Linked DNA regions of Homo sapiens: region 1 is linked to region 2. A link is a loop called in an ENCODE intact Hi-C map of the cell type or tissue named here. Cell type or tissue: pancreas. All regions are shown on one strand. Each heading gives the region's core, and the rest is flanking DNA. Links, peaks and the distances in the headings are about the cores only. Region 1 overlaps HSPG2 (heparan sulfate proteoglycan 2). Region 2 overlaps HSPG2 (heparan sulfate proteoglycan 2).

Region 1 (2,500 bases), core at 1-2,500, 52 kb before region 2:
GGGTTGGGAGCGCTGGGCCCTGCCTGAGGATTCCAGGGACACCCCCTGTGCGCATCCCCCCACCCTCTCCACCCCCTGCCTCACCTCTCACAGTGACGCCCACTGTGGCCTGGGGAGCACGCATCACAGGTGGGGTGGCCGTCTGTGTCCAGAAAACAAGTGTGGGCAGCCCTGAGTGTGGGGGCAGATTTCTAGTCAGGAACGCAGTGGCTCCTTCCTCTCCCCCGATCCTCCTTCAGGACCAGGGGAGAGGGGAGGGGAAGAACAGGCATGTGAACTCATGTGTCCTCAGTGCCACTGCATGCCTGGCACTGTGCTAAGAGTTCCACATGCATAGCCTCATTCAACTCTCACACAAGGGGCTGAGGAGGGTGGACTACCCCATTTCACAGATGAGGCAGCTGAGGCCCTGAAAGTGAAGTGTATCTCACACCAAGTGACACTGAGCAGGCAGTAAGGCCAGGATTTAACCACTGCCTCTCAGAAGGGCCCTGGATGAAGCGGGTGTGGGAGCGGGTGGTAGACATTTCAGGGAAGGGCAGGTGCAGGCAGGGACTGGACGCACTGGCCGGCAGCAGGGTCTCCGTAGCAGGGGCACAGCTGGCAGTCCTGTGGTGTCCCCCGCTGGGCGTCCCCGTAGTATCCTGGCTGGCACTGCTCACACCGAGGGCCCTCCGTGTGATGCTGGCAGCCCTGGAGGAGCAGGATGTGAGTTGAGGCTGGGCCTCCAGAGGCCACAGATTGCTGGGGTGGGCGGAAGGAGGGCGGGACTTACCTGGCAGGCACCTGTTTCTGGCTCGCAGGCCTCTGAGTGGCCATGGCAGCTGCAGCGTTCACAGGTACCCAGGTAGAGGCCACTGGGCGTGCGTGTGTAGCCTGTGTCACAGTCCTGGGGGCAGAAAGATGGCAGTGGGAGGGACTTCCGAACACGGCCCATTCAGGTAGGGGCACTGGATGGCCAGGGCTGGGGAGGTGTGGAGGGCTCATGGAGAAGGAGCGGGAAGCACCATGGAGGGGGCTGGCTGGGCTGGCGTGGGGCCCAGGACTCACCTGGCAGGACGGCCCACGGTACCCGGGTGGGCAGGAGCACTGTTCCACTTCCAGCGCGGGGTCCTGGCCGGTTTCCTCGGGCACAGCCACGTCCATGCTGATGCCAGAGACCCTGGGCGTGACAAGACCCAGCGTGAATAGGAGTGCTGGCTCTGTGCCAGGCACGCCTGGAGTCCTCCACTGGCAGGGTCTTATTAGTCCTCCCGACAGCCCTGTCACAGTGCTGCTGGGGCCCTGTCCAGATCTCCAGAGGCTGCGAGGACCGTGGCAAACAGCTGTTACCTGCAACTTACTCCAAACCATCACCCTTCCTCACCTGGAGAGGTTATACCACCTCGTTCCCCTGGGGTCCCCAATGACAGGCTGATACAGGCTACAAGAGCCCACGGGCCTGAAAGAACGATCACTCTCCGGCGAATGACTCTCCAGAGCTCCCTGTGGGCTGAGGCTGGGGCTAGACTTGACCTGAAACCATATCCCTGCATGGCCCCTCCCCCCTCCTGCGTCCCTCTCCTTGTGAATCACATGCACCCCAATCCCCGTCTCAGGCTTCTTTCTAGGGAGCCTGGCCCCAGACCAGCCTGTATGGGAGACATTGTTAAGACTCTCCGTTTTACAGACAGGGAAAGTGAGGCACAAAAGGGTCACACAGTCTGTAAGTGGCTGTGCTGTACTGCACCGCTTAGATGGAGCCCCTCCCCAAGCCCATGCTGGTCCTCCTGCCCCGGCTCCAGACACCTGCTCTCAGCGGGCTGCTGGGCGTAGGATGCTCGGATCAGGAGGGTGTCGATGCCTGCCAGTGCCATCAGCAGGTGCTCCCGTGTGGCTGGCTGCCCATCGGGCCGCTGCCATGCTTGCTGCCAAGGAGAGGACACATGTGCTCAGCCCCTGACGTCCTGGAGTATTGAATGCCGGAGAGGCAGGAGCAAGGGCCTGCCCGCACCCCTACCCCCAGGGGACAGTATTGCTCACCTCCCGGAAAGGCACAATGAAGGTGCTGGGCTGGCCGGGGCTGGGCTCCTGGGCCACATGGTGCTCTAGGATGATGTTGTTACCTTGCAGCACCACCAACGGCTGCCCGTGCAGGGGTGTGGAGCCCGGCTGGGACCTCTGGGTCACTGTGAAGCGCAGCTCTCCTCCATAGGAGGTCACCTGGGACCAGGGTTAGACAGGAGCTTGCGGAGGCCTGAATTCGGGCCCTGTCACTGCTCCAGCCACCTTTTCCATGCAGTGTATCTCACTATTCTCCCAAGGCACCACGACCCTCCCGCCTCCAAGCCTTTGCCTGCGCTGTTCCTGCTGCCTGGAGTTTCCTTTGCCTTTCCACCCACTACCCACCTTGTCCCCCAGGAAGCGTGAAGGGAGGCTCCAGAAGTAGGGTCCAGATAAGAGTCTGTGGAAGGAGGAGAATCCCAGTTCCCCGGGCGTGGGGGAGAAGATGCCCTCGTTG
Region 2 (6,624 bases), core at 3,379-5,878:
AGGAGGCCACAGTCCTCCCAGCTAGAGAATTCCCTTCAATTGCTCAGGTGAAACCAGAGGTGGGGCCCAGGCCGGCTGAAAGCTTTGATCTTATCACACATTCCTGCCCTAGCCATCCCAGTACCCCCTCCTCGACCCCTACCAGGGAGGTGGGAAGCCAGACTGACTTAATTAACCCTTTCCTCCCATTTCCTCAAGTCGAATCCAGGCTTGAGCTGATGTTTCCCCCATCCCGCCCCCACCCCGACCCCAGAAGGCGGGGAGGGAAAAAAGAGGGAGGAAAGTGAAAAGCAGGCACCCCAAGACTGCGCCCTTCATTTAACCCACTCAATGCCAGGGAACCCCAAACCTGGGCTCTGTTGGCAGCTTCCATTTCTCCTAAATGAAAATAACCAGACTCAGCCGGGCACGGTGGCTCACACCTGTAATCCCAGCACTTTGGGAGGCCAAGGGAGGCGGATCACCTGAGGTCAGAAGTTCGAGACCAGCCTGACTAACATGGTGAAACCCCATCTCTACTAAAAATACAAAAATTAGCTGGGCATAATGGCGGGCGCCTGTAATCCCAGCTACTCGGGAGGCTGAGGCAGGAGAATCGCTTGAACCAGGAAGCGGAGGCTGCAGTGAGCCGAGATCATGCCATTGCACCCCAGCCTGGGCGACAGAGCAAGACTCCGTCTCAAAAAAAAAAATAAAATAAAATAACCAGACTCAACATAAATAGCCCTCGCTATTTTGCACATCCATGAGCTCATCTGAGACTCACGATAAAATCGGCCTGCCCTTCTCTCTGCTGCTGTGGGCCCTCCCCCTGCCCTCACCCAGGGGAGCTGGCTCCCAGGTCCTCTCCTCCCACAGGCTCACTGCAAGGGAAACAGACTCACAAATGAGTGCTGAGACCAAGTCACAAAGACTCAAGAGATCTCCCAGAGGTCTGGTGGCCCTGAAATCCTGCTATAGTCCTCGAGTGTCTTCCTTGAATGTAGCCTCCTTCTCCCTACTCCTTTACCAGCTGGCCCACCACTCAGCCTCTCTCCCCTATCAGACCACAAGCTCCATAAGCCCACGGTGGTGTTTAGATCCAACACAAGGCCTCGCATACCGCTGTCACTCCGAGAATGTTTGCCGAATGAATGAACGGTCCCATTTTGCTTCTGGGGAAAATTAAGCTCAAAGAAGTTCAATGGCTTGGGATCACGTAAGAGTTTAGGAATCTTGTGACTCCTAGTCACACTTTCTAAACAGACATTTACAATGAATGCCCCTGATGTCAGCTTAGCAGCAGGTACCCAAGAGCAGAGGTGAACTGACATGGACAGAGCACGGCAGGAGAGATTCTGGGGCTACACAAGAAGACAGGACAGGCTTCAAGGTCTAGGGCACAGGGGCCATCTCCTTCATCTGCTTCCCTAGCCCAGAGCCTGGCACTTGGGAGCTGGGGTTATGCCTCCATTTCCCAGATGAGAAGTAGCTCATGGAGCAGGGAATAGCCAGGCGCAGAGGAAGGTGGAAGCTGCCTCCAGCGTCACCAGACATCCTGGAAGAAATTGGAGGCATGGTCCCTACTCTCCGGATGCCTTGGATCTTGTTGGAGAGGCAGGACTCGTAAGCTATAAGTGCCCAACACAACTCAAAGTCCAGAAAATAACAGTGTCAGGGGAAGGAATCAATAGCGTCAATGAAGGAAGACATGGGATTGGTGATATGGTGGGCTCCTTGAGGTGCCTACCACCCTCAGGCCCCAGAGAATGGAACACCACCAACTTTTGGGGGGTAGTGAGCAGTTTTCTCCAAGAACTCAGGGTCCCTTTCTTCTGCTTGGAAGACGGCCAACAAACAAGAAAGGAGCCCATCTTGTGAGTAGGAAAACTGAGGCCCGGGGAGGAGAGATGGTAGCTGACTGGTGACCAAGTGGAGGCCCAGGCCTTAACCTCTTGCCTCCCTGGTCTGACCAGCAATGAATGTCACCTCAGCTATCTTGGGGACTTCCTCTTATTCTTTCCCAACCTTAACGACTCTGGCAGCAAGCGAGTGTCTTCCTGCTCTTGCACATGCAACAACAATGTGGACAATGTGAGTCCAGGGACAATGGGGACAACTCCTGGACCCCTGCCACAATGCTTTCCTCCTCTACCAGCCAAATCAGACTTGCTCTTTAAGCCCCATTTCCTCTAGAAAGTCTTTCCAGATAACTCATGCCCAATCAGTCTTTTCCTTCCCCTGACACTCTGCTATTGTCTGGACTTTGAGTTGTGTTGGGCACTTATAGCTTACGAGTCCTGCCTCTCCAACAAGATCCAAGGCATCCGGAGAGTAGGGACCATGCCTCCAATTTCTTCCAGGAGGTCTGGTGACGCTGAAGGCAGCCTCTACCTTCCTCTGCGCCTGACTATTCCCTGCTCTCTGAGCTACTTCTCATCTGGGAAATGGAGGCATAACCCCAGATGTACAGGGGGATTGATAACACAGATCAAACAATGAGCGCGATGTCAGGCGCACAGCAGGTCCTCAGGCAGCACTAGCTGAATATGTGAACAAATGAGTGGACAGAGGGATGGATGGAAGGATTCTTGAAGCTTCCACTGCACAGGGCTGTTGAAACAACACAACGCGGGACCTGGATGTAGATTTCATCTCGCAGCTGAGCCATGTGCTTCTCTGCCTTGCATTTCACCCAAGCCCCCAGTATGAGGGGGACACAGGGCTGGCTCAGAGCAGGCCCCGCTCAGCAAAACTCACTGAACTCCCAACAGGGCAAAACCTGCAGGCCCCACAGGGAGCTTGGGACCTGACTGAGAAGAATCAGGGTTCCCAGGGGTCTCAGTCACAGGGAAGGTCACATCCATCTCTCTGGGGAACATTATCACTGGGTTGAAATGGAAGCCAAAGGGTAAAAAGACACCCGAGTCTGTGAAGCAGGAACTGGCAAAGCCCATGTGGCAGACATGCAGCCTCCTATAACCCTCTGCCAAGGCCAGCCTGGACCCACCTTCTCCACACAGCCCTCCCAGACTTCCTCTGTCTGGACACAACAGGACCCACTGAGGAAAACAATGATGACTTGGGAGTCTGACAACCTGGGCTCCATTCCCAGGTGTGGCACGTACTGGATGGATGAAGGGCCAGCCATTCCCTCTATTTTTTTATTTTTATTTTTTTTTTTGAGACAGTCTTGGCTCACTGCAGCCTCCGCCTCCCGGGTTGAAGCAATTCTCCTGCCTTAGCCTCCCAAGCAGCTGGCACTACAGGCATGAGCCACCACGCCCGGCTAATTTTTGTATTTTCAGTAGAGATGGGGTTTTACCATGTTGGCCAGGCTGCTCTCGAACTCCTAGCCTCAAGCAATCTGCCCTCCTAGGCCTCCCAAAGTGCTGGGATTACAAGTGAGAATCTGGCCCCCAACTCCCCCTCCTGATGCCTCAGTTTCCTGCCCTGCAAAATGGAGATATAATGCCAACTTCAAAAGATTGCTGTGAGTATTATATGCGATAATGCCTGGCAAGAGCCCAGTGGGAGGCCTGGCTCTAAAGAGGGTGGCAGTTTTAATGAGAAGGTGTCAGCACTCAGGGAACATTGACTGGTGACCTATGTGACTGAGGCCACTGGGGAGGAGAACCTGCAGGTCCCAGGACAGGGAAGAGACTGGTCTGTCCCCAGGAAACTCCTGGGTTTCTGTTCCTCTGGCCTAAGGGTCATAGCAAGGCAAAAGGCAGGAAAGGGTGAAGAGCCGTGAAAGTGATAGAGGCTGCTGGGCGTGGTGGCTCACACCTGCAATCCCAGCACTTTGGGAGGCTGAGGCATGTGGATCACCTGAGGTCAGAAGTTTGAGACCAGCCTGGCCAACCTGGTGAAAGCCTGTCTCTACTAAAAATACAAAAATTAGCCAGGCGTGGTAGTGCATGCCTGTAATCCATAATCCCTGCTACCAGGGAGGCTGAGGCAAAAGAATCGCTATTGAATCCGAGAGGCAGAGGTTGCAGTGAGCCGAGATCGCACCACTACACTTCAGGCTGGGAGACAGAGTGAGACTCAGTCTCAAAAAAAAAAAAAAAAAAAAAAAAAAAGAGAGAAAGAAAATGATAGAGTAGAGGCCACTAGGGCTGGGATTTATCAGGCCAGAATTTCAATCCATCCAGCCCAGTAAGGGATCCAAGAAGAGGCATGATCCCAGTTCCCAACTATTTGAAAATTGGAAACGCCAAACAAGGAGAGGGTTGAGTCAGCTGGGGTTAGTTAGGAGGGGGAGGCCAGGACCAGGAGGTGGGGGCCGGAGCCGGCTTCCTGGGAGAGAGCCATGGGCAGGCGCAGGGAGTGGGGAGGTGGTGGCAGGGACCCGGAGGTGGGCTGGGAAGGGGCCAGAGGCAGCTGGGAATCCCAGCCCCACCCGTGGAGAAGCATCTGTGGAGTGACCCGAGGCCACCTCTGAAGTCCTCCCCAGGCTCAGGCCCCAGCCAGGCCTCCCCTTCCCCACCGACTGGGATGGGAGAAAGATGGGGAAAGAGGCCAAATGTTACAAAACACCTAGGTGTGACCCGCCTGATGGGGAGGGGGGACACATCTCTACCCAACAGCCCAAGCCCAAAGCATAGGGTGGGGTGGGGTGAGATCCCCAGGCCTGTGTGTCTCTCTCTCCTGAGTCCTGCTGTTTCTCTGAGGCCACGGGAGCCAGATTTAGAGTCGAGCAGCCCCACATCCCACCAAGTAAGGACCAACTGCAGGTTGGCCCAGAGCTCCCCAGGCAAGGTCCTGCCTCCTCCAGTGTAGGCCAGGGGGGGACAGGGCTAGGATGGGGTCCCAGGACATCCCCCACCCCCCCCACTGTCACTACCCTCAGGATGCACGAACATCCTTTCTGCACCCATGGGAGCCCCTGGCCACACCTCCTGTTGCTCAGAGCCCACCAACTGCACACATCTGGGAAGGGGACAAGGCGTCCAAAGACTCCAGCCTTTCCCAGGCCACACCCTGGGGTGTGCCCCCCTCCTTCTCCCAGTCCAGGAAGGAGCAATCAGGGTGGAAGGATGGACTCTGTCCTACAGCTGCGGCCTCGGTAGGCGAAGGAGGGGCAGTGACAGATCAGAGGCAGTTACACCCGGAGCTCTGAGACTGCGAAAGAGGCCCAGGGAATGGACAATCCCCTTACACAGCCATTCATTCAACAAGCCCAGTACAGGACCTGGGTCATAGAGAAGGCGTGCCCGGCTGTGCCCTGGGAACCCTGCCTCAGATATTCCACCGGCCTTGTCTTTAGCAGGAACGAGACTTAGTGCAATCACGGATTGTCAAATACCTGCCACATTCCAGGCACTGAGCAAGGTGCATCCACCTGGTTACTTCATAACCACCAGGAAGCAGGCCTCCCCATTTCACATTTGACTGAGGCTCAGAGAGGTAAAGCAACTTGCCCAAGGTCACAGAGCCAGTCAGGGCTGGGCCAAGACTTGAAGGCAGGGCCTTTTGAGCCCACATCTTTCCCTTGACCACAGTGCCCAGGGAAGTGGCTCTGAGACCAATGAGGACACAGACAAGTCAAAAAGGGCAGAGTGGACATCCCAGCTTGTCCCACATCTTCTGGGGCCCTGCAGAGAGCATGGCTGGGCAGGCAGCTCCCAAGTGCAGGGGCCAGAGCACGCCCCTTTCCAATCTCAGCAAGGAGCCTGGGCCTTCTTGGCCTGCTGGCTTCCTCAAAGCCATTAATTTGCTCACTTGAATTTGTTTGTTTGTTTGTAGTTTTGAGACAGAGTCTCGCAATGACGCCCAGGCTTGAGTGCAATGGCATGATCTCAGCTCACTGCAACCTCCGCTTCCCAGGTTCAAGCGATTCTCCTACCTCAGCCTCCTGAGTAGCTGAGACTACAGTCATGCACCACCACACCCGGCTAACTTTTTTGTATTTTTAGTAGAGACGGGGTTTCACCATCTTGGCCAGGCTGGTCTCGAACTCCTGACCTCAAGTATCTGCTCACCTCAGCCTCCCAAAGTGCTGGGATTACAGGCGTGAGCCACCGCGCCCATCCTTTATTCACTTGATTTTTTTTTTTTGAGATGGAGTTTTGTTCTTGTTGCTCAGGCTGGAGTGCAATGGCGCGATCTCAGCTCACCACAACCTCCGCCTCCCGGGTTCAAGTGATTCTCCTGCCTCAGCCTCCCTGAGTAGCTGGGATTACAGGCATGTGCCACCATGCTTAGCTGATTTTTTTATTATTATTATTTTCAGTAGAGACGAGGTTTCTCCATGGTGGTCAGGCTGGTCTCGAACTCCCAACCTCAGGTGATCCGCCCGCCTTGGCCTCCCAAAGTGCTGGGATTACAGGTTGTGAGCCACTGTGCCCAGCCTCACTTGAAGTTTTAATGTGTTCACCTACTATCTGCCTAGCACCAGGCAAACAGCAATGAACAAAGCCAAGTCCCTGCCCTCATGCAGCTTCCACTCTAGATGAGGGGGTAAGAATAAATCTACAAGCCATGAGCTCCGGCTGTGGAGTTCTAAGGCAGAGTCTGCAACTCCACAAATGAACACTCAGCAAGATCCCCTCCGCCTACACCATAAGCCAATGCAGAGGCCCCAGCTTGGGTGGGGACGGGGGAGCTCCTGGCTGGAGATGGGTAGGGGGATGACTGCCA

Evidence for each region. Hi-C counts contacts between places; a loop is a spot of excess contacts. Peaks named below come from ENCODE experiments on the same cell type or tissue, not always from the same donor. Only the 100,000 strongest peaks of a DNase experiment are listed, where the experiment ranks them.
Region 1: a loop joins it to region 2, with 5 times the contacts of the local background. A loop is called at or near these places in 5 of 110 quality-filtered maps.

The regions. Positions count from the first base shown.
Region 1 is chr1:21,873,841-21,876,340 of GRCh38, forward strand. It overlaps HSPG2 (heparan sulfate proteoglycan 2), which reads right to left. Exons shown (of 97, transcript NM_005529.7): 23 at 2,389-2,500; 24 at 2,023-2,202; 25 at 1,789-1,907; 26 at 1,051-1,162; 27 at 776-889; 28 at 566-693; 29 at 85-171. Among named protein-coding and RNA genes, the nearest start is that of HSPG2, 62 kb to the right of the region's middle. In pancreas, for the core only: no CTCF peak of the experiment used is centred there; DNase peaks (open chromatin) are centred at 1,011, 1,841 and 2,051.
Region 2 is chr1:21,922,725-21,929,348 of GRCh38, forward strand. All of the region lies in intron 1 of HSPG2 (heparan sulfate proteoglycan 2), which reads right to left. Among named protein-coding and RNA genes, the nearest start is that of HSPG2, 11 kb to the right of the region's middle. RefSeq lists enhancers at 1-316, 4,979-5,535, 5,536-6,090. In pancreas, for the core only: no CTCF peak of the experiment used is centred there; no DNase peak of the experiment used is centred there; H3K27ac peaks cover 326 bases.